2 separate regions of the Homo sapiens genome follow, and region 2 is linked to region 1. A link is an interaction called in ENCODE POLR2A ChIA-PET data of the cell type or tissue named here. Cell type or tissue: PC-9. All regions are shown on one strand. Each heading gives the region's core, and the rest is flanking DNA. Links, peaks and the distances in the headings are about the cores only.

Region 1 (12,201 bases), core at 3,514-8,513:
AGTTCTGTAATTTCTAGGTAGGGTCAATTTTCTGGGAAAAATAACAAATATTCATGGGAATTTTGATACACAGCCAGGGTATATTAGCGGCTCATACTTGGAGCACAAAGCGGTTGCACAAAGTAATGGAATTGGACCCTCTTTCGTAGTTTCATGAATTATCTCAGGTTTTAGCTCCCCTCACCCCCAGGCTTTCAGATTTGCTCAGATGGATGTGCTGGCGGGGATAGTGGTGGTGGTGCCCAGTGGCTGCATCATTTCCTGCCTCCTCATGCAAGGAGGGTGTCTTTCATTATAATAGCCCTTCCCGTCATTGTCAGACACTTTCCTTAGGTTGTTCTAAACTGAAAGCTGGTGTAAAGTCTGGCATTCATCTTTAACAGCTGGTCCCAGTCAGCCTGTGTGTGTGTGTGTGTGTGTGTGTGTGTGTGTGTGTGTGTGTGTGTGTGTGTGTGTGTTGGGGCGGGGGGATTATGGGTTGTTGGTTTCTGCTATCCACAATTCCCCTTACCTCCTGGGTTTTCTCAGTTATGGACTCCTATGACCTTTTCAGCTTTGAAATGCAGGCACACATTTATGTTCTTTTCATCAGTATTAATGGAACCACTTTGGACATAGTATAAGAATGTTGATTTCTTGGAGCATCTTTGGATTTTATCTGTATGCTGAAAACAGTAATCAGCTACATTCTTCCTACTACTGTTGTCTCTTGGTATTAACTTGTGATCTACGGGAAGTGTTTTAGCTCTATGGGGTCATCATTGGACCAGTCTTATGGGAACATTCATTCACTCACCCAACGGATATTTGTTGTGCATTTTTGCTTTGTGCCAGGCTGGTTAAACAAGGACAAATAAGACCCAATTCTGGTTGTCTTCCGGGAGCTTATGGCCAGAAGTGGAGATGGCAGACTGGTAACTAGACAATGCAGAGTGAGTACTATGATGGTTAGCCTGACATGACACATAGTAGATGCTCAAGAAAGGGATAAGTAGATGAGTATAAAGAGTGCTGTAAGAGTACTTAAGAGGATGCTCATCCAGCTATGGAGTTATCAGAAGCCTGGCATCAGTGGTTGAGTTTGGCGGTGATTATTGTTCCATTCACCTTACATTTTGGGTCCTATTGAGAAATTCAAAGGGAAAGATCCAATAGATAAGAAGGATACATATGAGCTTGGAGAGAGAAGGATGCAAATGGCCTAGAGATAACAATCTAGGTGTCATTATCTTATGGGTGCTAAATGAAGCCATGGGAGTGGAGGAGATTAGCCAGGGAAAGCCTGAGGCACAAGAAGAAAGGAGGACCTGGAAAATAACACTGACCCATTAAGGTCACTAATCTTTATATATATATATATATATATATATATATATATATATATATACACACACACACTTGAAGTTCTAGGTTACATGTGCACAACGTGCAGGTTTGTTACATATGTATACATGTGCCGTGTTGGTTTGCTGCACCCATTAACTCGTCATTTACATTAGGCATTTCTCCTAATGCTATCCCTCACCCATCCCTCCACCCCACAACAGGCCCCGGTGTGTGATGTTCCCCGCCCTGTGTCCAAGTGTTCTCATTGTTCAATTCCCACCTATGAGTAAGAACATGCAGTGTTTGGTTTTTTGTCCTTGCGATAGTTTGCTCAGAATGATGGTTTCCAGCTTCATGTCGCTACAAAGGACATGAACTCATCCTTTTTTATGGCTGCATAGTATTCCATGGTGTATATGTGTCACATTTTCTTAATCCAGTCTATCATTGATGGACATTTGGGTTGGTTCCAAGTCTTTGCTATTGTGAATAGTGCCACAATAAACATACGTGTGCATGTGTCTTTATAGTAGCATGATTTATAATCCTTTGGGTATATACCCAGTAATGGATGGCTGGGTCAAATTGTATTTCTAGTTCTCGATCCTTGAGGGATCGCCACACTGTCTTTCACAATGGTTGAACTAGTTTACATTGCTACCAACCGTGTAAAAGCGTTCCTATTTCTCCACATCCTCTCCAGCACCTGTTGTTTCCTGATAAGGTCACTAATCTTTAGGAACACTTTAAGATTAGTGGACCAAATGAATAAATAAATAGACATTTATTTATTGGGCAGTATATATTTGGCCCTCTTCTGTGCTGGGACTTCAAGGATGCTTTTGAAAATAGTATCCTATGAAAGAATTATAAACATAACATTTATTGAACTTCTAAGTGCCAGGTGCCATTCTGAGTGCTTTACATGTATCAGTTCATTTCATTTCTATCACATACCCTTGGAGGAGGTGCTGCTGTCCTCAGTTTTTAGAGAAGAAAACTGGAGAGTTACCTGACCTTTAGTGAATTCATAGAATTAATAAGTGACAGAGTCTAGCTTCAAACTTAGATACCTGGATTGAAATCCAGAGAGTTTGGCCGCATTCTTAATGGTCTTACCCTTTTTTGCCTCTCTGAAGCAGGCCAGACTGATGGCCCAACTTACAGTTATCATCCACTGTGACAAGTTCAGTAGAAGTTGTATCTGGGATAACACGGAAGCTCAGAGATGGGTGTGGTTAGGGTATCTATGCGAAGGTGGTTAGTTTGGTAGAAAAATTGTGATGAGTTCCACATATCCATACTTCTCCAATAGCCTTGAGGAGCTAAAGCTATGATGTATTTTTTTCAATTGTAGGCTTAGAGAGGGATATTAGTTCTTGATATTTTATCCATGAGAGGCAGGATGAGATAATGTCCATTATACTAAGAGGCAGGCTTTCCTGGTCTATGGAGGTACAGCTAGTTTGTTGCTATAGATTAATGACTTGAGTCCTGGAGAAAATAGAGTTAATCCATGACTGTAAATTATAAAGTATGTAATTCTATCAGAAGAGGTATGTTATGGTATAAAATTTCTGGAACATTCTCTTGAAGGCTGAATTCCATAAATTAGTTGGTATATGGAGAGTCAGGCTGGTAAACAGAAAAATGAATAAGGCCAGAAAAAGGAGATTTAAAATTTTAGTTGCTGTTTAAGTTAATTTTAGTTCTTGTAAGATAGGATGAAAGACATCTAAGGGGCTCATGGAGGTAAAATGGTGTCTGGAACATTTATTAATTTTATTATGGAAAATAATTTTGAGTTGTATATAATTTGCCTATAACTTTGTATGACTTAACTAAATTCAGATCTTCCTGCATTAGAACGTGTGGTTTCCTGGTGGTGTCTACCTCCCTGGCACTCATTTCTCCAGTGCCTTCTTTATCAGCCCCCTTTTTTCCATTTGGGAAAGATTTTCTTTCTTAGTGGACATTAATTAGGAAATACGTAGCCTCAACAATAACTGAGAGCTATATTGAGTGTTTAAAGAAAGCTTGTTTAGGAAGATGGTAGTGCCATGAAAAGTAGGGCCAAAAGATGGTTTTGGAAAAGTTGACACGGATTCAAATCGAGGGGAGCATTTGATGTAGATCTGTCTTAATTCTGTCCCAGGGACCACAAGGATGGCATGTGACGTACACTAAGTCTAGCAGAGTGAATTTCTGTCCCATTACTGGGACTGCTGAGGCAAAGATGCTTTTTCTTGTTGGACATTAATTGGGAGATACAAAACCTTAACAGGGCCAGGCATGGTGGCTCACGTCTGTAATCCCAGCATTTTGGGAGACTGAGGCAGGCAGGTCACCTGAGATCAGGAGTTCAAGACAAGCCTTGCCAACATGGCAAAACCCCATCTCTACTAAGTAATACAAAAATTAGCCAGGCGTGGTAGTGGACGCCTGTAATTCCAGATACTTGGGAAGTTGAGGCAGGGAGAATTGCTTGAACCCAGGAGGCAGAGGTTGCAGTGAGCTGAAATCATGCCACTGCATTCCAGCCTGGGTGACAGAGCGAGACTCCATCTCAAAAAATAAAACAACAACAACAACAAAAACACAAATATTAGCTGGAGGTGGTGGTGGGAGCCTGTAATCCCAGCTACTTGGGAGGCTGAGGCACTAGAATCACTTGAACTAGGGAGGCGGAAGTTGCAGTGAGCTGAGATTGTGCCACTACTCTCCAGCCTGGGTGCTGGAACAAGACTCCTTCTCAAAAAAAAAAAAAAAAAAAAAAAGAAAAACCTTAACAGTAGCTCAAAGCTACACTGGGTGTATGAAGAAAGATTGTTTTAGGAAAATGGCAGTGCCGTGAAAGGTGAGGCCAAGACTTGGAAAGAAATCAAGTTCTTACAGCCACTGTAAGGCCACTGGATCAAATGTTGTCCTAAGCAAAACCTCTTGCTGGACTTTTGTGTTGCCCCAGTGGATAAATCCTTTATATTGTTTAAGTCACTGTGATTTGGGTATTTTGTTACTTGGAACAAAAAGTATCCTACTCTTTTGGGGTTTTAATTTGCTTACTATTTGCTTAAGATTTTTTTCTTTTGAATATTCAGAAATTTTTATTTTGGTGTCAAAGTAAATTTAGTGTATCCCCTTTCTAAAATGTCTTGCTTTTTTTCTTCTACAAAGTTTTCTTATTCTTTGTTATTTTACAATTAAAACATGCTTTATATGTAAATAATTTGTTTATGATGTTAGAAGAGGCAGAAAAAAGGCGATAAGGAATGCAAATTTATTTCAGTAACATTTGTCATAAAATACTAAGTTTTTTCTTCTTTGAAGGATTAGTATATTTGTGCTTTTACTCTGCTAACCTCTTAAAAGCAGGCAGGTTGTTTTTTTTGTTTGTTTGTTTACTAAGAATTACTAGGCATGACTTCACCAATGATCAGTTAGCCTCCGTTATTATAATTTTTTAACCTAAATGATTTGACAGTGATAAATAGCTGATGTGGCAAGTCTGCAAAAAGCTTTATATTGTTATTGCCTTTTATCACTTGTGCTCTAAATAATTGTTCTCATCTGTCGACTCTTAGATGCAGTTTTGTGAGGATTAGGATGTATGGAACAGAAAATCCCGCCTAGTGATTTTTTAAAATTCTCTATTTCTTTTCCTTCTTTTCTTCCTAGTTTTCTTCCTCTTCTCTCCAGTGTGTTTACTTATGAAAGTTGTACTCATGATTTAAGATCCAATTCCATAGACCCTCTTGCCAGACCACATGTATGTCTGTAGCTGCAGCATTTATACACATGGCACGAGCAGCTGGGATGTCTGGTGTGCTCATATCAGAAAACTCTGTCAAACATGTGGAGAGGATTGCCTTTTATGCTGCGTTCCCCAGCGTTATGCTCTTCCTGCATCATGAGTTAAAGCGATGGAATTTTGTCCAGGGTCAGAGCCTCTGCAAAACAGGAAACCTGTTGGACTCAGTGAAATAATGACTCTCAATATCCCCATTATGGATGATTAGGGGTGTCCTTGCTCTAGGTTTCCTTGACTCCTTTATGCATCTTTGTATTGTGATGAGGGGGTCATAAGCCAAACTGGGGTTCCATGTCTAGAGGCTGACCCTGTGGCATTGTTGCAGAGCTGATGGAAATTTTGGGGGGTTCTGTCTAGTTTTGTCCAGTTTGTTCTATTCTGGTTCATACCCCAATTCGAAGCTGAGGAAGCAGGCAGAAACTAGAGTCTATCAAGTCTTCGCTAAGGAAACATCTGTGCCCTCCTCCTGAGGAGTCTCTCCGTTTGTTGGCTGGTTCTCCTTCCTTCTGCATCCAGTTCCCTCCTCCTGTCTATTCTCCCCTCCACCTCCCCTTTCCCCTCTCTCTTTACCCTACTCCTCTTCTGCTTTCCTCCCCCCTTTTCTCTTCTCCTGTCCTTTTTCATTTACTCCATCTCCTCCTTTCCTGGAGTTCACTTGAGCATTTCTTTGCCCAGAGAAGTAAGCCAGGGTAAGGCGTTCCTTCTTCAGGGCAAGGCGTTCCTTCTGCAGACCACCATCACCTAGCCGAGCTCTGGTGAGAATCTGTGGAACTGCCTCTTGCCTGTCTCTTTCCACCCTGTGGGTCTGTAAACTTCTTAAGATCAAGAAAATTGTCTTGCCCCCGTTACATCCCCAATACATGGTCAATAAATATTTGTTATTTTCAAGGGCTGGAGTTAGCAGTTGATTTTAATTCTCTTTGTGTTTTTGAGCTGTTCCATTAGGAATCTATGTTATGTATTATTTTTATAATCAGGGCAGAAAGTTTAAAAAGAAATATAATTTGATAAAAGCTGTGTGCACAATAGAGGAGACTCTCTCAAGGTCTGCTTAGATGTTAATGGGGTCCTTGGCAAAAGCATATTACCTCACAGGCATGAGGCAATTATTTATAGTGGTTACATCAGCCAGAATAAAGATGATGAATTCTGGATTCTTGTCCCTGCACATCCTCTGACTCACTGCAGAATTCCAGGTAAAGAATTTGCCTGATTTGCCTTTTATTGCCTCTGTAACTCCTCCAGAGTTCAAGTTTAGAGCTTTTCTGTTAAAAAATAAAAAATAAAGCATTCTTTTGCCTCAACAGCTGAAGCCCGAGGTGCTTTAGAATTAGAGAATTGTAGAATTTTAAGTCTAGGAGAGAAACCTTCGATTTAATCTAGCTTCATTACTTCATCTTTCGGTTAAGAACACTGAATTTCAGAGAAATAAAATGAACTGAAGTTATCAAAATAGTGAATGTCAAAATCAAGGTGTTTTTGTTCATAGTTGTCAAACATTCCTTTGTTTGTTCGCTCTGTCTGTCTACACGTAGCCGATGCTTGAGTTCTTCTGTGTGGCCACATTGAACTACAGGTAGAGCATCTCTTATCTGAAAATCTGAAATTTGAAATGCTGTGAAACTGGAAACTTTTTGAATGCCAACATGATGCTACAAGTGGAAAATTCCATACCTGATCTCGTGTGTGGATTGGTCACAGTCAAACCACAGTCAGCCTGGTTTCATGTACAAAATTATTAAAATTACCTTCAGGATATGTGTATAAGGTGTGTAAGAAGCACAGATGAATCTCATGTTTAGACTTGGGTCTTTTCCCCAAGGTGTCTCATTATATGCAAATATTCCCAAATCTCCTGAAATTTGAAATACTTCTGGTTCTAAGCATTTTGGAGAAGGATTACTTAACCTGTATACTTTTTTTAAAAAAAGGAACTGGTTCTTGCCTAACAGAAATTACTCCATTTCAGAGTGTTCATTAATATCCTTCAGTGTGTCTTCTGATTCAACTTAAATTGCACAACCCTGACCCAAGATGTTGCCACCATTTTAAGCCTTTTTTTTTTTTTTTTGAAGAAAAAAATGCATACATTTGAGAAATGTGTTCTCTTATAATGGAGAGAGGGTTTCTCCTGCAAGTAGAGGCTGCTTAGGCAGTATTTACACTCGGTGCATGCCCAGCAACATTTCCCCATGGATGATAATGTCTTTTACAATTTCGAATGGTTTCAAAACATTTTCAAATCAAATGGGATTTTAGCACAATATTCCATCTTGGCCCTGTTTATTGTAAGAGCCATAATCTAATCTTATCTGTCTATTATGTCCAAACATTCTGTAATATTTCCCAAATCAACTACTTTGAAGTCTACACTCTCTATTTTCTGTCTGTCTGTCTTTGTATCTATCTATTCAAAGCCTCAGCAAAAAGGCTCAGAGAAGAGAAAAAGAGTTGGGTAGAGCATCTCCTTAACCAGGGTTTAATAGGAGGGTGGGCAGGAGCAGCCGTCTAATTTATTAGGCTGCTAGCCAATTTGAGGCAACCTCTTAGTAACAAATTTTTGTTACACAAAATTTAACACCTATGGCAAGAACCATAAGGATGCCTTGAGTAGCCTCAGATGCATTCTTTTTGTGTTGGTCATTGCTCTTAAAGGACAGTTTAATTCATGTGAGATACTGTTGCAGCTTGCTGTCCCTTTTATTCCTTAGGAAATGACTCTTCAGAGTCACCGTTTTCTTAATGTTTTAAAAACCTGTGCTATGTATCTAAATCCCTTTTTATTTTTATTAACACCACATATCAGTGGATTACTATAGTGCATGCACTTCTCTTAGTGGAGCCCCTATTTGTATCAGCGTTTCCTTGGTGCAGACTTCCTCCTGAAAATGAGCAGTAGCTAATTGTGGAATAATTCTTTTTGGGAACATTTTTGTCTATACCCTTCTTTTTGACTGTTTTCAGACTTGCTAAGTGTGCCTAATTTCATTGTGTTATTTATTTTAGAGCTAGATAGGTTTTGGAGGTTCCTTTAGTTTGATCCCCTTATTGTATAATCTGGCGAGGTTATCTGACATTAGCTAAACTCCCAGTATATTTAATGAATAGTAATTTCCATGAACAGTTTTAGTACTGGGTTCAATGTGGTGGACTATTTTGAAAATATATAATAATCTACCATGTTATAATGGAAGTTTACTAAATAGTAAATGTGATAGACACTGTATATATATAGATATATAAGCTGTAATCCTCAAAATAGCTAGGCATTATTAACTCCTTTTTCTTTTTGAGATGAGGTCTCACTCTGTCACCCAGGCTGGAGTGCCGTGGTGCAATCATGACTTACTGCAGCCTCAACCTCCCAGGCTCAGGTGGTCCTCCCACCACAGCCTGCTGAGTAGCTGGGACTACACGCATGCACTACCATGGGCTAATTTTTGTACTTTTTGTTGAGACGGGGTTTTGCCATGTTGCCCAGGGTGGTCTCAAACTCCTGGGCTCAAGCGGATCTGCTTTCCTCGACCTCCAAAAAGGCTGATATTACAGGTATGAGCCACCGTGCCTGGCCTATTAACTCCATTTTATAGAAGAGGAAACCGAGGCTCAGAGATGTTTGACAAATTCCCTGGACACCGTAACGCTTGTCTGTGTGGATACAAATCTGTATCTCCTTGGCTTCACAATTTGTACCATGGTCTGGCCCTTTCTTACCGCAAAATGATTTTGAGGGAGAAGTTGGGCTGGATTTTTGCACAACTGAAATTCATTTAGACTGTACTTTTGGCTACATTTTTCCCCCAAATTAGAAACACAGATAAATCTTTTGTATAGAAAATACCATTGCAATGCAAGTTCTCGGAGCTCCATTGTGTCAGTGGGTTTAAGTAAGTTACAGAGATAGTTGTCAGTAATCTTCAAAGGATATCCTAATGAAATGTAAACTATCTTCCCTCCCTAAATAGAATTCTCATTATATTCCCTTTGGTGCGTGAAGAAAGAGGGATGCAGAAAATATGATGAGCTGAGGAGGAAGACTGTAGGATCCTGTTTGAAAGTGGAAAACAGAAATGACATACTCTTCTCAACAGTGTCATAGTGGATGGTACACCCTGGTCAAAGCCCAGAGTGAGTCTTAAGAGGAGGGTGGTTAATAAATCAAGTCCCTTTGTGATTTTCCTCCCATATATTCTGGTTTCTATTCCTTAGTTCATGGCCTTGTGCCATGACTGGTAGAGTCAAGTTATTGCTTCTAATGAAAGTGAACTTTTGTTCAAGTCATGTTAGTTAAAGTGGATTCTATTAATGGGAAGAAAATAGAGGCATGTTCGAAAAGCCTGCATAACCAGTGTGATAATTTAATCTACCCGGAGTAAGTGTAACTGGTCTAGTCATAGGTTTAATAGGTCCCGTGTGTGTGTCTGTGTGTAGGTCACTGAAAAATCATTTCCCCATATCTTTGTTTTCTATTTATTCTAAATGATCATATTTCTTTATGTAGGATGCTTAGGATTCTGTGGAAAAGCTGATGGTATTTTTAAAAATAAATAGTATTAAAGAAGTGTTTCATGAATAAGTGAGAAAGAACCCTCCTGTTTTTATGGGTTTGTCCCTTCTTGTTAGTATATGGTGAGAGGGAAAAGTTATATCACAGAAGATGGAAGTCTCACCTAAGTAATCTTGTTCAGTAATGCTTACATGTTTATTCTGAGTTTGTGCAGAAGTTACTAAGTCTCATCAGAAAGAGGAGAATGTAGACTTCAAAATAGTTGATTTGGAAAATATTACAGAATGTTTGGACATAAAGTTTTTCAATTCACTGCTTCATGGGTTTTCTGCCTGTGGGAATAGTTTTTTGAATGAATGGAAGGAAAAGACCTAATTCCTGCAAGGATTTTTTGTGGAAAAGGAAATCAGAATTCTTTTCTAAATATATAACTTATGTTTTAAACAGATTGAATAAACCTTTAAGTATCTTGCATCAAACATAAAGTGCATTTAATTTAGCAAAGCTATTTTAATTATATATTTAATAAATTACTTAAAGGGTCAGTAGAAATTAAACATTTATAACAAATCATAGTTTAAAATAAGTTAGGGAAGTTGCATAAATAGATTTGCTACAAATTTTGCAAATTTGCTTTTTCCACAAAGGCAGGGACTGACATTTTTATTTATTTATTTATTATTTTTATAAAAGATGGTGTCTCCTCATATTGCCCAGGCTGGTCTTAACCTCCCCAGTAGCAGGATTGCAGGTGTAAACCACTGCCCCCGGCTGGTGTCATTTTTAAAAGTTAAGCTTTGTGCCTATACTGCCTAGCACACAGTAGATGCTTATTGAATGAGTATGTGAAAGAACAAGAATCAGGTATCAGACACTCTTTGCCTAGACTATTTATCCATATTTTGGTGATTTAATATCATGATTAGTGTGTATACTGGTTATCTATGGAGTTGTGACCAATGACTCCAAAACATATCTGCTTCAAACAACAAATATTTACCATGTCATAGTTTTTGTGAATCAGGAATCCAGATGCAGCTTAGCTGGGTGATCTGGCACCAGGTCTGTTACAAGGCTAATATCAAGGTATCGGCTGGGGCTGCAGCTACTTCAAGGCTGGACTGGGGCACCACCTGCTTTCCAAGCCCACTTAGATCCTTGTCATGTTCTTCTGCTCATAGGACGGCTCATAGCATGACAACTCACTTCCATCAGACGGAGCATGGGAGAGGGCAAGAGAGGGCAGTCCCTCCTTCTTCTTGGAAGGAGAAGTTACAGTCTTGTAACCTAATCTGGGAAGTGACACCTCCTCACTTCCGTTGTATTCTAGTCCTTAGAAGTGAACCACTAAATCCCATACTCAAGGACAGACTAAAAAAAGGTATGAAGGCCAGGAGCCAAGGATGATTGGAAACCATTGTAAATGCTGCCCTATCAGTTAGAAGAGGAAAAAGATGTGAGCTGGGAGCATCTCCACAAGCAGAAGCAGTCACCCTTTCCTCAGTGCTCTGGTATATTTTGTACCCGCCTTGACATTACCCATTGTCACATTTTATGACAAGTGTGTGCGAATTCTGCCTTGCTAGATTTGTGAGTTCCTTGACAACAGAGACTTCATCCTGTTTATTTTTGTGTCTGTGTTCACATGCTGTTTGACACTCAAGTATTTAGAAAGTAGTAGTACTATGGTTTGGATCTGTGGCCCTACCAAATCTCACGTTGAAATGTAATCCCCAGCGTTGGAGGTGGGCCCTGGTGGGAGATGTTGGATTGTGGGGTGGGATCCCTCATGAATGGCCTAGAGCCATCCCCTTGGTGATGAGTGAGCTTTTGTGGGATCTGATGGTTAAAAGTGTGTGGCATCTTCCCCACCTGCCTCTCTCTTGCTCCCGCTATTGCCATGTGAGACTCCTGCTCCTCCTTCACCTTCCGCTATGATTAAAAGCTCCCTGAGGCTTCCCCAGAAGCTGAGCAGATGCCAGCACCAACCTCTTTTCTTTATAAATTACCCAGTCTTAGATACTTCTTTATAGCAATGGAAGAATGGCCCAATGCAAGTAGAATCCACGATTAAGAAAAATACATTTAGAGCTGGACTAGGTGGTGTTTGCTCGCTTCATTTGTGTTCTCTTGAGAACAGAGCTGGAGATGAGAATTTGAAGGCAAGTAGCTTCGGGATGTTGTCAAGAAGCAGGAATGAGGGAGGAGAGATAAGGAAGCAATGCCAGTGTAAGGGTGCTGTGATGGGCAACGGGAATGTCATTTGACTGACACCTCCTGAGACACACTGAAAGAAACACTCTGGAATTGGCTACCTGAAGGACTCTTATTGGAAACCAGAACATGTATGCACCACCAGCTCCTGTGCTCATTGGTTGATGGTTGTTCTCCCAGGGGAATGGACTTTGTTTCACTTCTGGGCCTTAGTAGGCTTACATGGTTTTGGAGAATGCCTGGGGCAGAAGAAGAAAAGTGTGTCTGTTTGAGATGGGATACTTGGCCAGGCCTGGTGGCTCATGCCTGTAATCCCAGCACTTTGGGAGGCTGAGTTGGGAGGATC
Region 2 (12,201 bases), core at 4,007-9,006, 900 kb after region 1:
AAGTAGAACTACTGATAAGGGTCCAACAAAGATCAGAAGGCAAAGGGCAAAAGCAGAACTGCTGATAAGGGTCTATGTTCAGCAGTGCACGTATTTTCTTGATAAACATCTTAAATAACAGAAAACAGCGTTCAAGAGCAGAGAACTGGTCTGACCACAAATTTACCAGGGCAGAGTGTTTCCCCACCTTAGTAAGCCTGAGGGTACTGCAGGAGACCAGGTTGTATCTCAGTCCTTATCTCAACCTCATAAGACAGACAAGTCCAGAGTGGCTGTTTATAGACCTCCTCCCAGGAATGCATTCCTTCCCCAGGGTATTAACATTGATATTCCTTGCTAGGAAAAGAATTTAGCGATATCCTCCCTACTTGCACGTCCATTTATAGGCTCTCTACAAGAAGAAAAATATGGCTCTTTTTGCCCAACCCCGCAGGCAGTCAGACCTTATGGTTGTCTTCCCTTGTTCCCTAAAAATCGCTGTTATTCTGTTCTTTTTCAAGATGCACTGATTTCATATTGTTCAAACACACATGTTTTACAATCAATTTGTACAGTTAACACAATTATCACAGTGGTCCTGAGGTTACGTACGTCCTCAGCTTACGAAGATAGATAACAGGATTAAGAGATTAAAGACAGGCATAAGAAATTATAAAAGTATTATTTGGGAACTGATAAATGTCCATGAAATCTTCACAATTTGTGTTCCTCTGCCACGGCTCCAGCCGGTCCCTCCATTTGGGGTCCCTGACTTCCCACAACAAATTTCAACAAGTAACTACTACAAAGCAAAAAACACATTTGAAGAGACACAGCAATCATAAGATCCAGATGCAGGCATGGCAGGGATGTTGGAATTATCTGACTGGGAATGTAAAACTGTGATTACTATGCTAAGGAATGTAATGGAAAAGGTAGACAGCATGCAAGAGCAGAGGAATAAGGTAAGCAGAGAAATGAAAATTGTTAAGAAAGAATAAAAAAGAAATCCTAGAGATAAAAAACACTGTAAGAGAAATGAAGAATGCCTTTGATAGGCTCAGTAGTAGACGAGATGTGGCTGAGGAAAGAATCTCTGAGTTTGAGGATTTATCAATAGAAACTTCCAAAATGGAAAAGTAAAGAAAAAAAATGGAACAAAATAGCCAAGGACAGTGAAACACCTACAAAATGTGTAATATACCTGCAATGGGAATACCAGCAGGAGAAGAAAGAGACAGAGGAACAAAAAATGTTAGAACCAATAATGTCTAAAAATTACCCCTAAATTAATGCTACACAATAAACCACAGATCAAGGAAGCTCCAAGAATACCAAAAAAATTGAATAACAAAAAAAACTATACATAAGCATATCATATTCAAATTGTAGATCATCAAAGATAAAAAAAAATCTAAAAAGGAGCCAAAGGTGGGGGAAAAACCCACCTTAACTATAGAGGAACAAAGATAAGAATTACATCTGATGTCTCAGAAACCATACAAAGCAAGGAGAGAATGGACTAAGATATCTAAAGTGTTTTGAGAAAAAAACTCACCTACCTAGAATTCTGGACCCTGAGAAATTATCCTTTAAAAGTGAAGGAGAAATAAAGACTTTCCTGGACAAACAAAAATTAGGAGATTTGTTTTCAGCAGACTTGCCTTGCAAGAAATGTTATCAGAAATTCTTCAGAGACAAGGATAATGATATAGGTCAGACACTAAGATTATGTAAAGAAAGTAAAAGCATTCGAGAAAGAATAAGTGAACCCTAAGTGACATAAGAGGGTGCATCCAGCCTGACACACTATAGCCAGCAGCACCTTCAAATGGAATGACCATGTGCAGGGTCACACAATTTCAGAGCAACATGGTAGGAGCCACTTGCAGGCCGGGCTGCAGCTCCCTGTAAAAGCGTCTCTTCTGCTTACATGTTCACTAGCCCAGTAACAAACCAAGCATACCTAAAAAACCTTCCCTGGAAGGAGGGGCAACCCACTGACACCCATTTGACTGAAGGGCTGAAACGAGGGAAATGAAATGTTAAAGCAATATCCTACAGATTATGGCCACTGCATTTGGTTGGTTTGTTCAGAGCTGTTCAGGAGGAAGTACATGCACAAAATCTCTTTGATGAAACATCTTGTGGCACACTGTGATAGAAAGGCCCCTTGTGCAGAACCAGGATGTTTTGGGGATGAGCTATGTTTGTCTTAAGCAGGGCCAGGCTGTGTTTGTCAGGCCTCTGAGCCCAAGCTAAGCCATCATATCCCCTGTGGCCTGCACTTATACATCCAGATGGCCTGAAGCAACTGAAGATCCACAAAAGAAGTGAAAATAGCCTTAGCTGATGGCATTCCACCATTGTGATTTGTTTCTCCCCCACCCTTAAGAAGGTTCTTTGTAATCTCCCCTGCCCTTAAGAAGATTATTTGTAATTCTCCCCACCCTTGAGAAGGCACTTTGTGAGATCCACCCCCTGCATGCAAAACATTGCTCCTAACTCCACCGCCTATCCCAAAACCTATAAGAACTAATGATAATCCCACCACGCTTGCTGACTCCTTTCAGACTCAGCCCGCCTGCACCCAGGTGAAATAAACAGCCTTGTTGCTCACACAAAGCCGTTTGGTGGTCTCTTTACACAGACACTTTAGACAGTGTTGATACTCCCTATGCATCCTTCTATCCTTTTGCCTGAAGCTGCACTGACCCCCTACTTCCTCCTTTAGTGTGCATTAGATAGCGCTGCCAGGTCTCCCTACTTTCAGCCAAAACCTTAGATAGCCATGAACACCTTAGTGAGAATAATCAGACAAGGAATTCATTCATTCACAGCAAAAACTAAGTACCTTTCCAAAAGGCACTTATTTCCCATATTAGGCTTATACTGAAGTGTGGAACAGCAGTATGCTCTGTTTCCGAGTTTGAGGAAACTTGGGGAGAGGCAGATGTCTTTCCATGGGCAGCTGAAATCACAGCATGGCCCATTCCTGACAATCCATGCTTAAGTGTCTGTAAGGCAATGGTGTCTCTTTATTCGGAAAAATTTCCCTAGAGACGTTCTGTGTATCTGAAAAGGACCCATCTTGTGTCCATCCAGCACTGTTCTTTGTAGAACTGAATCACCCCACCAAAGAGTTTCCATGACAAAAAGGTCAAAGGCCTGACTTTAGGTTTAGGCTACGGGAATGATAGCATCCTGGAGCACCCTGTTTCTGTGTATAAAGAACTGCAAGGTGAAAGTCAGCAGTCTCAAGACTTTCTAATAGCTCAAGGCTAAGAAAAACATCTTTTCCATGGTGACTCTCATGGCTTTGTTTATAGACACAGAAGCTAGCCTCCAGCCCCAAGCAGAAGTTTGCTGGAATTTATTTGTTGGAGGTGGTAGTATCTTGTTTGTATTGTTAATAAAGCAACTTCTTTAGAAGTATATATATACACACACATATATATATATATATATATATACGTATATATATACACACACACATATGTATGTGTATGTATATATACGTATATATATATATATATATATATATGGAAAGGGATGAAGTACAAAAAAATGAAGTTGGTGATGGTAATAATAATATGATGCTGATGACGATAATGATAGCTAACCTATCTAACATTCAGAATGTGTCAGACACTGCTCTCTGCACATTACATGTTATAATTCGTACTTACCTTACCAAACTTATGAAGTAGGTATTATTGTATTTAATTTACAAATGAGGAAACTGAGGTAAAAAGAGATTAAGTTCATAGTATATAGCTAGTACCTAGCTTAGTAGGTTATAGATTTAAAAATTAGTTTCTTGCCCATATCGTATACCAAAATAAATTCTAAGAGAATTTAATTTAAACAGTTAAATCACAAAATTAAATCAGAAAATAACTAGAAGAGAATTTTTTTGAATATTTATATGATGTCTGATGGGGTAAGATATTTTCCAAGCATAAATACAGTGAAAGAAATCATAAAGGGAAATCTCAACATCTCTAAACACCTACTTTTAACTTTGAAGTGTCTACAAGCACACAAAATTAAGAAGCAAAACATGCTCCTGAAAAGCAAAAAAAATACTCCTAATGGCTAATACCCTCAATACGTAAAGTGCTTATAAAAGTCAATAAGAAAAACAATAATACCTTGAAAGATAGATGATCAAAGAATAGGAAAAGACAATTCACAAAAGAAAAAAATAAACATTACTAGGGCTATATGAAAAATAATAATAATAGCTATTATTGAGTTTTTAATCTGGGCCAGGAACTGTACTAAATAATTTTATTAAATTATTAAATCTTCAAAACAGTTGTGTATGGTATGCATACCCAAGATCACAAAGTTAGTAAGTAATGGGAATAGGAACCCAGGTCTGGCCAACTCCAGACTCATTATTTAACCATTATAGTATACTTCCTCCCGTGGTGTGCAACACATTCCAACTTGCAAGGGTCCACTGAATACCTCTTCCCAACTCTATGTTCAGTCATGTTGTGTTGGTGGCTTGAAATGGGCCATGGTGGCCCATTTCAAAGATCAGTAAATGCTACAAATGAGCCCCCACCACCTCCCCAGACAGCTAGTTGTTAAATATTTACCATAATACAAAAAATGTGAACTAAAATTCCAGTTAGATACTATGTTTGCCTAGAAATTAGCAAGGATTAACAGACAATCACAGTAAACTAAATTTTGATGCTGAAGGCATGTAAATTAGCTCAACCTTTTTGGAAAAGTATTTGGTAGTATGTATCAAGAGTCTTTCAGAAGCTTATATATTTCAATCTTATAAATCTACTACTGAAAATCTAGAGGAAATAATCAGAGATGCATATAATGACCTGTGGGTGTTCATTTTAATATTATTTAAAGTAAAAATGTGAAAACTCCTAAAGTAGACAATATGAGGACTACAGTTAAATAATATGTGTAATAATCATATGATGATATATAACAAAGCTATCAGAAAGTTTTGTTTTTAAGTGGAGGAAGATGGCAGATAGGAGACAGGGCTAACATGCAGCTCTCACCTGGACAGACAGAACAGCATGTGGGACTCACACTGTGGACTTTTGCTCTAAGAATCACCACAGGAATGTACCAGGAAAGCCAAAAGAATTCACAGAATCCTTTGAAAGGAGTGACATGCCAACCAGGCATGGTGGCTCACGCCTGTAATCCCAGCACTTTGGGAGGCCGAGGTGGGCAGATCACCTGAGGTTGGGAATTCAAGACCAGCCTGACCAACATGGAGAAAGCCAATCTCTACTAAAAATCCAAAAAAAAAAAAAAAAAATTTGCCAGCCATGGTGGCACATGTCTGTAATCCCAGCTACTTGGCAGGCTGAGGTAGGAGAATCACTTGAACCTGAGAGGGAGAGGTTGTGGTGAGCCAAGATCGCACCACTGCACTCCAGCCTGGGCAACAAGAGCAAAACTCCATCTCAAAAAAAAAAAAAAAAAAAAAAAGGAAAGAAGTGACATGCCACTGCAAGTTCCACGAGACAGGTGATAAACTGAGTTCCCGAAGTGCGAGATGGGGAAAGCCTGACTCTAAACACATATCCGCACTGGGGAACCTGAAAATCCAGATTACAGGAGAAGGATTTAACCTTACCAAGAGTTGAAATGGATTTAGCATGAAATATAAAAGTAGAAGCAGCAGTGGGAAGAGCCTTGTAGGCACTCCCATTCTCCAGCTCAAGCCCAGGGAAGCCATGCATGACTATACTCATGGGGGCCCTTGGGGAAGGCAACTGGCAGGATTTGGGAAGGGTCACAGGGTGAAAGAAGCTTCCAACTGAACATTGAAATAATTTTGACTGGATGCAGTTTATCTTGAGCAGAATCCAGGGGTCAAACTGGAACTGCTGCAGAAAGAAATGCAGGAGCTGCGGCCAAGAATGTGGGCAGCGGGGGAGGGGTGAAGCCTGAAAACTATGCTTGCTTTCTCAGCAGGGAAGCTTATAACCTGGGGGCAAGGTCTGAGTCCCACCTGCAGGCTGCCTGCAGGGAGAGAGTGAGACTGGCCTTGTCAACTGCATGGGATCCATGGGAGAACTATGGTGACAGAAGCAGCCATAATCCCCTCTGGAACATAATCCTGTTGGCCTGAGAACCACTCCCCATCCCCCACAGTTGCCATGGCAAGCCCCACCCAAGGAGAACCTGAGCTCACAGAATCTATTTCACTTCCCTGCCACCTTCACCAGGGCAGGTGCTAGCATCCACAGCTGGCAGACCTGAAGACAGATCACAACACAGGACTCTTTACAGACAATCCTGGCACTGGCCCATAGCCTGGTAGCCCTGCTGGGTGGCAGGATCCAAAAGAGCAATAACAATCACTGCAGTCCAGCTCCAAGGAAGCATCCCTAGGGGACGTGGGAGAGTACCACATCAAGAGATCACCCCGTGGTGCAAAATAATCTGAACAGCAGCTCCTGAGTTCCAGGTTTTTCCACTGAAATGGTCTACCCAAATGTGAAGGAATCAGAAAACTAATTCTGGTAATATGACAAAACAAGTGTCTATAACACCCCTAAAAGACCACACTACCTCCCCAGTAATGGATCCAAACCAAGAAGAAATATCTAAATTGCCAGATAAGGAATTCACGAGGTTGATTATTAAGCTACTCAAGGAGACACTAGAGAAAGGTGAAAAACAACTTAAAGAAATTAAAAAAAAAATACAGGATATAGATGAAAAATTATCCAGAGAAATAGCATAAAGAAAATACAATCGCAACTTCTGGAAATGAAAGACACACTTAGAGAAATACAAAATACACTGGAAAGTGTCAAAAATAGACTAGAAAAAGTAGAAGAAAGAACTTCAGAGCTCAAAAACAAGGCTTTCAAATTAACTCCATCAGACAAAGACAAATACAAAGAAATTTTAAATAATGAACAAAGCCTTCAAGAAAGTTTGGGTGTTCCTGAGGAAGCAGAGAAATCCAAAAGTTTGGAAAACTTGTTTGAGGGAATAATTAAGAAAAACTTCCTTGGCCTCACTAGAGATTTAGCCATCCAAATACAAGAAGTTCAAAGAACACCTAGGAAACTCATCATAAGAAGATCATTACCTAGACACATAGTCATCAGGTTATCTCAAGTCAAGAAGAATGAAAGAATCTTAAGAGCTGTGAGGCAAAAGCATCAGGTGACCTATAAAGGAAAACCTATCAGATTAACAGCAGATTTCTCAACAAAAACCCCATAAGCCAGAAAGGACTGGGGTCCTATCTTTAGCCACCTCAAACAAAATAATTGCCAGCCAAGAATTTGTATCCAGCAAAACTAAGCTTCATCAATGAAGGAGAAATAAAGTCTTTTTCAGACAAAGAAATGCTGAGAGAATTCGCCATTACCAAGCCAGCACTACAAGAATGCTAAAAGGAGTTAAAAAGTCTTGAAACAAAACCTCTATATACACCAAAATAGAACCTCCTTTAAATCTCACAGGGCCTATGAAACAATAACACAATGAAAAAGAAATCAAGATATTCAGGCAACAACTAGCATGATGAATAAAAGAGTATCTCACTTCTCAATAATAATGTTGAATGTAAATGGCCTAAATGATCTACTTAAAAGATACACAATGTCAGAATGAATAAAAATCTACCAATCAAGTATCTGCTGTCTTCAAGAGAATCACCTAATGCATAAGGATTCACATAAACTTAAGGTAAAGGGGTGGAAAAAGATATTCCATGCAAATGGACACCAGAAGTGAGCAGGAGTAGCTATTTTTATATCAGACAAAACAAGTTTTAAAGCAACAGGAGTTAAAAAAGACAAATAGGGACATTATATAATGATAAAAGGATCAGTCCAAAAGGATAATATCACAGTCCTAAATATGTATGCACCTAACACTGGAGCTCCCAAATGTATAAAACAATTTTACTAGACCTAACAAATGAGATAGACAGCAACACAATAATAGTGTGGGACTTCCACACTCCACTGATAGCACTAGACAAGTCATTAAGACAGAAAGTCAACAAAGAAACAATGGACTTAAACTACACCCTAAAACAAACGGACTTAGCAGGTATTTGCGGAACATTCTACCCTGTAAGTGCAGCATATACATTCTTTTCATTAGCACATGGAACATTCTCCAAGATGGACCATATGATAGGCCACAAAACAAGTCTCAATAAATTTAAGAAAATTGAAATTATATCAAGTACCATCTCAGACCACAGTGGAATAAAGCCAGAAATTAACTCCAAAAGGAACTCTCAAAACTATACAAATACATGGAAATTAAATAATCTGCTCCTGAATGATTCTTGGGTTAACAATGAAATCAAGATGGAAATTTTAAAAAGTATTTGAGGTGAAAAATAATAGTGACAAAATTTATCAAAACCTCTGGGATATAGCAAAGGCAGTGCTAAAAGGAAAGTTGATAACATTAAATGCTTATATCGAAAAATCTGAAAGAGCACAAATAGACAATCTAAGGTCACATCTGAAGGAACTACAGAATCAACAACAAACCGAACCCAAACCCAGCAGAAGAAAAGAAATAACAAAGGTCAGAGCAGAACTAAATGAAATTGAAACAAAAAATACAAGAGATAAATGAAATAAAAAAACTGGTTCTTTGAAAAGATAAACAAAATTGATAGACCATTAGTAAGATCAACCAAGAAGTTAAGAGAGAAGATCCCAATAAGCTCAATTAGAAATAAAACAAGAGTTATTACAACCAATACCACAGAAATAAAAAAGATCATTTGAGGCTACTATGAACATCTTTACACACACAAACAAGAAAATCTAGAGGAGATGGATAAATTCCTGGGAATATATAACTCTCCTAGATTAAATCAGGAAGAAATAGAAACTCTGAACCAACCAATAACAAGTAGTGAGATTGAAACCATAACAAAATATTGCCAACAAAAAAGTCCACGATGAGATGAATTCACAGCTGAATTCTAGCAGGCATTTGAAGAAGAATTGGTACCATTCTTACTGAAACTATTATAAAAAATAGAGAAAAAGAGAATCCTCCCTAAGTCATTCTATGAAGCCGGTATCATCCTAATACCCAAACCAGGAAAGGACATAACAGAAAAAGAAAAACCACAGACCAATATCCCTGATGAACAAAGATGCAAAATTCCTCAACAAAATACTAGCTAACAAAATCCAACAGCATATCAAAATAATAAAACACCATGATCAAGTGTGTTTCATACCAGGGATACAGGGATTGTTTAACATACACAAGTCAATAAATGTGATCCATCACATAAACAGAATTAAAAACAGAAATCATATGATCATCTCAATAAATGTAAAAAAAGCATTTGACAAAATCCAGCATCGCTTTATTATTAAAACCCTCAGCAAAACTGACATAGATGGGCCATACTTTAAGGTAATAAAAGCCATCTGTGACAATCCCACAGCCAACGTAATACTGAATGGGGAAAAGCTGAAAGCATTCCCTCTGAGAACTGGAACAAGACAAAGATCCCCATTTTCACCACTGCTATTCAACATAGTACTGGAAGTCCTAGCCAGAGCAATTAGACAAGAGAAAGAAATAAAGGGCACCCAAATCAGTAAAGAGGAAGTCAACCTGTCACTGTTTGCCAGTAAGATCGTATACCCAGAAAACCCTAAAGACTCATCTAAAAAGCTCCTAGATCTGATAAATGAATTCGGTAAAGTTTCAGGATACAAAAATCAATGTACACAAATCAGCAGCGCTGCTATATACCAACAGTGACCAAGCTGAGAATCAAATCAGGACTGAAACTCCTTTTGCAACAGCTGCAAAAATAAAAACAAAAACAAAAACCAACTTAGGAATATACCTATCCAGGGATGTAAAAGATCTCTACAAGGAAAACTACAAAACACTGCTGAAAGAAATCATCAACAACACAAACAAATGGAAACACATTTGTTTCCATGCTCATAGATAGGTGAAATCAATATTGTGAAAATGACCATACTGCCAAAAGCAAGCTACAAATTCAATGCAATTCCTATCAAAATATCACCATCATTCTTCACAGAAATAGAAAAAACAATCCTAAAATTCATATGGAACCAAAAAAGAGCCCACATAGCCAAGGCAAGACTAAGCAAAAAGAACAGATCTGGAGGCATCACATTACCTGACTTCAAACTATACTACAAGGCCATAGTTACTAAAACAGCATGATACTGGCATAAAAATAGGCATGTAGACCAATGGAACAGAATAGAGAACCCAGAAATAAAGCCAAATAATTACAGCCAACTGATCTTTGACAAAGCAAACAAAAACATAAAGTGGGGGAAGGACACCCTATTCAACAAATGGTACTGGGATGATTGGCAACCCACATGTAGAAGAATGAAGCTGGATCCTCAACTCTCACCTTATACAAAAATCAACTCAAGATGGATCCAACACTTAAATCTAAGACCTGAAACCATTAAAATTCTATAACATTCATAAAACTGCTCTAGACATTGGCTTAGGCAAAGACTTCATGACAAAGAACCCGAAAGCAAATGCACCAAAAACAAAGATAAATCGATGGGACCTAATTAAACTAAAATGCTGCACAGTGAAAGAAATAATCAGCAGAGTGAACAATCAAGAGAGTGGGAGAAAATATTCACAAACCATGCATCTGACAAAGGACTAATATCCAGAATCTACAAGGAACTCCAATAAGTAAGCAAGAAAAAAAAATCCCATTAAAAAGCGGGCTAAGAATATGAATAGACAATTCTCAAAAGAAAACACACAAATGGCCAAAAAACATGAAAAAATGCTCAACATCACTGCACATTAGGTACGGTGTACACTGCTCGGGTGATAGGTGAACCAAAATCTCAGAAATCATCACTAAAGAACTTTTCCATGCAACCAAACACCATCTATTCCCCAAAAACTATTGAAATTTTAAAAATTTAATTTAAAAAATTGTTTTTAAATTCAAAAACATTGTAAAACCATAAATGAAATGATTCATATATTATTTAATATATATGCTTCTATACATATATACTATATATATTACTCAGGTACATGGGTCTTTTTTATATACTTTAGTTGAGTTTTGTATTTTTCTTCATGTAAAACCTATATATATTTTATATATGTCTGTGTGTGTATAAATGTATATGTGTGTATATATATGCATATATATGGACCTATTTTAAAACACTAAATATATATTTGAAATCTATATACTTAAAGCACCAAATAAATTGAAACATATTTCATGCTTATGAGTGTGAAGACTGAATACTATAAATATGACAATTCTTTAAAAACTAACTTATAATAGATGGCCGAATAGGAACAGCTCCAGTCTACAGCTCCCAGCATGAGCAACGCAGAAGACGAGTGATTTCTGCATTTCCAACTGAGGTACTGGGTTCATCTCACTGGGGAGTGTCAGAAAGTGGGTGCAGGACAGTGGGTGCAGCACACCGAGCGTGAGCCAAAGCAGGGCAAGGCATTGCCTCACCTCGGAAGCGCAAGGGGTCAGGGAATTCCCTTTCCTAGTCAAAGAAAGGGGTGACAGACGGCACCTGGAAAATCGGGTCACTCCCACCCTAATATTGTGCTCTTCCAACTGGCTTAACAAACGGCACACCAGGAGATTATATCCCGTACCTGGCTTGGACGGTCCTACGCCCACGAAGCCTCGCTCATTGCTAGCACAGCAGCCTGAGACCAAACTGCAAGGTGGCAGCAAGGCTGCGGGAGGGGTGCCCGCCATTGTCCAGGCTTGAGTAGGTAAACAAAGCAGGTGGGAAGCTCACTGGGTGGAGCCCACCACAACTCAAGGAGGCCTGCCTGCCTCTGTAGACTCCAACTCTAGGGGCAGGGCACAGCCAAACAAAAGGCATCAGAATCCTCTGCAGACTTAAATGTCCCTGTCTGACAGCCTTGAAGAGAGTAGTGGTTCTCCCAGCATGCAGCTGGACATCTGAGAACAGACAGACTGCCTCCTCAAGGGGTCTCTGACCCCCAAGTAGCCTAACTGAGAGGCACACCCCAGTAGGGGCAGACTGACACCTCACACGGCTGGCCGGGTACTCCTCTGAGACAAAACTTCCAGAGGAACGATCAGGCAGAAACATCTGCTGTTCACCAATATCCGCTGTTCTGCAGCCTCCACTGCTGATACCCAGGCAAACAGGGTCTGGAGAGGACCTCCAGCAAGCTCCA

The links. ChIA-PET counts read pairs that join two places held together with the same protein. Peaks named below come from ENCODE experiments on the same cell type or tissue, not always from the same donor. Only the 100,000 strongest peaks of a DNase experiment are listed, where the experiment ranks them.
Region 2: POLR2A ChIA-PET joins it to region 1 with 5 read pairs; 1 of 35 experiments calls an interaction of 5 or more read pairs at or near these places.

Annotation. Positions count from the first base shown.
Region 1 is chr5:66,843,741-66,855,941 of GRCh38, forward strand. The region is part of intron 3 of MAST4 (microtubule associated serine/threonine kinase family member 4); the gene reads left to right. Among named protein-coding and RNA genes, the nearest start is that of MAST4-AS1, 150 kb to the right of the region's middle. RefSeq lists an enhancer at 5,471-6,670. In PC-9, for the core only: no CTCF peak of the experiment used is centred there; a DNase peak (open chromatin) is centred at 6,281; H3K27ac peaks cover 1,742 bases.
Region 2 is chr5:67,746,257-67,758,457 of GRCh38, forward strand. No RefSeq gene overlaps it. Among named protein-coding and RNA genes, the nearest start is that of LINC02997, 41 kb to the right of the region's middle. RefSeq lists a silencer at 1,985-2,279. In PC-9, for the core only: no CTCF peak of the experiment used is centred there; a DNase peak (open chromatin) is centred at 5,985.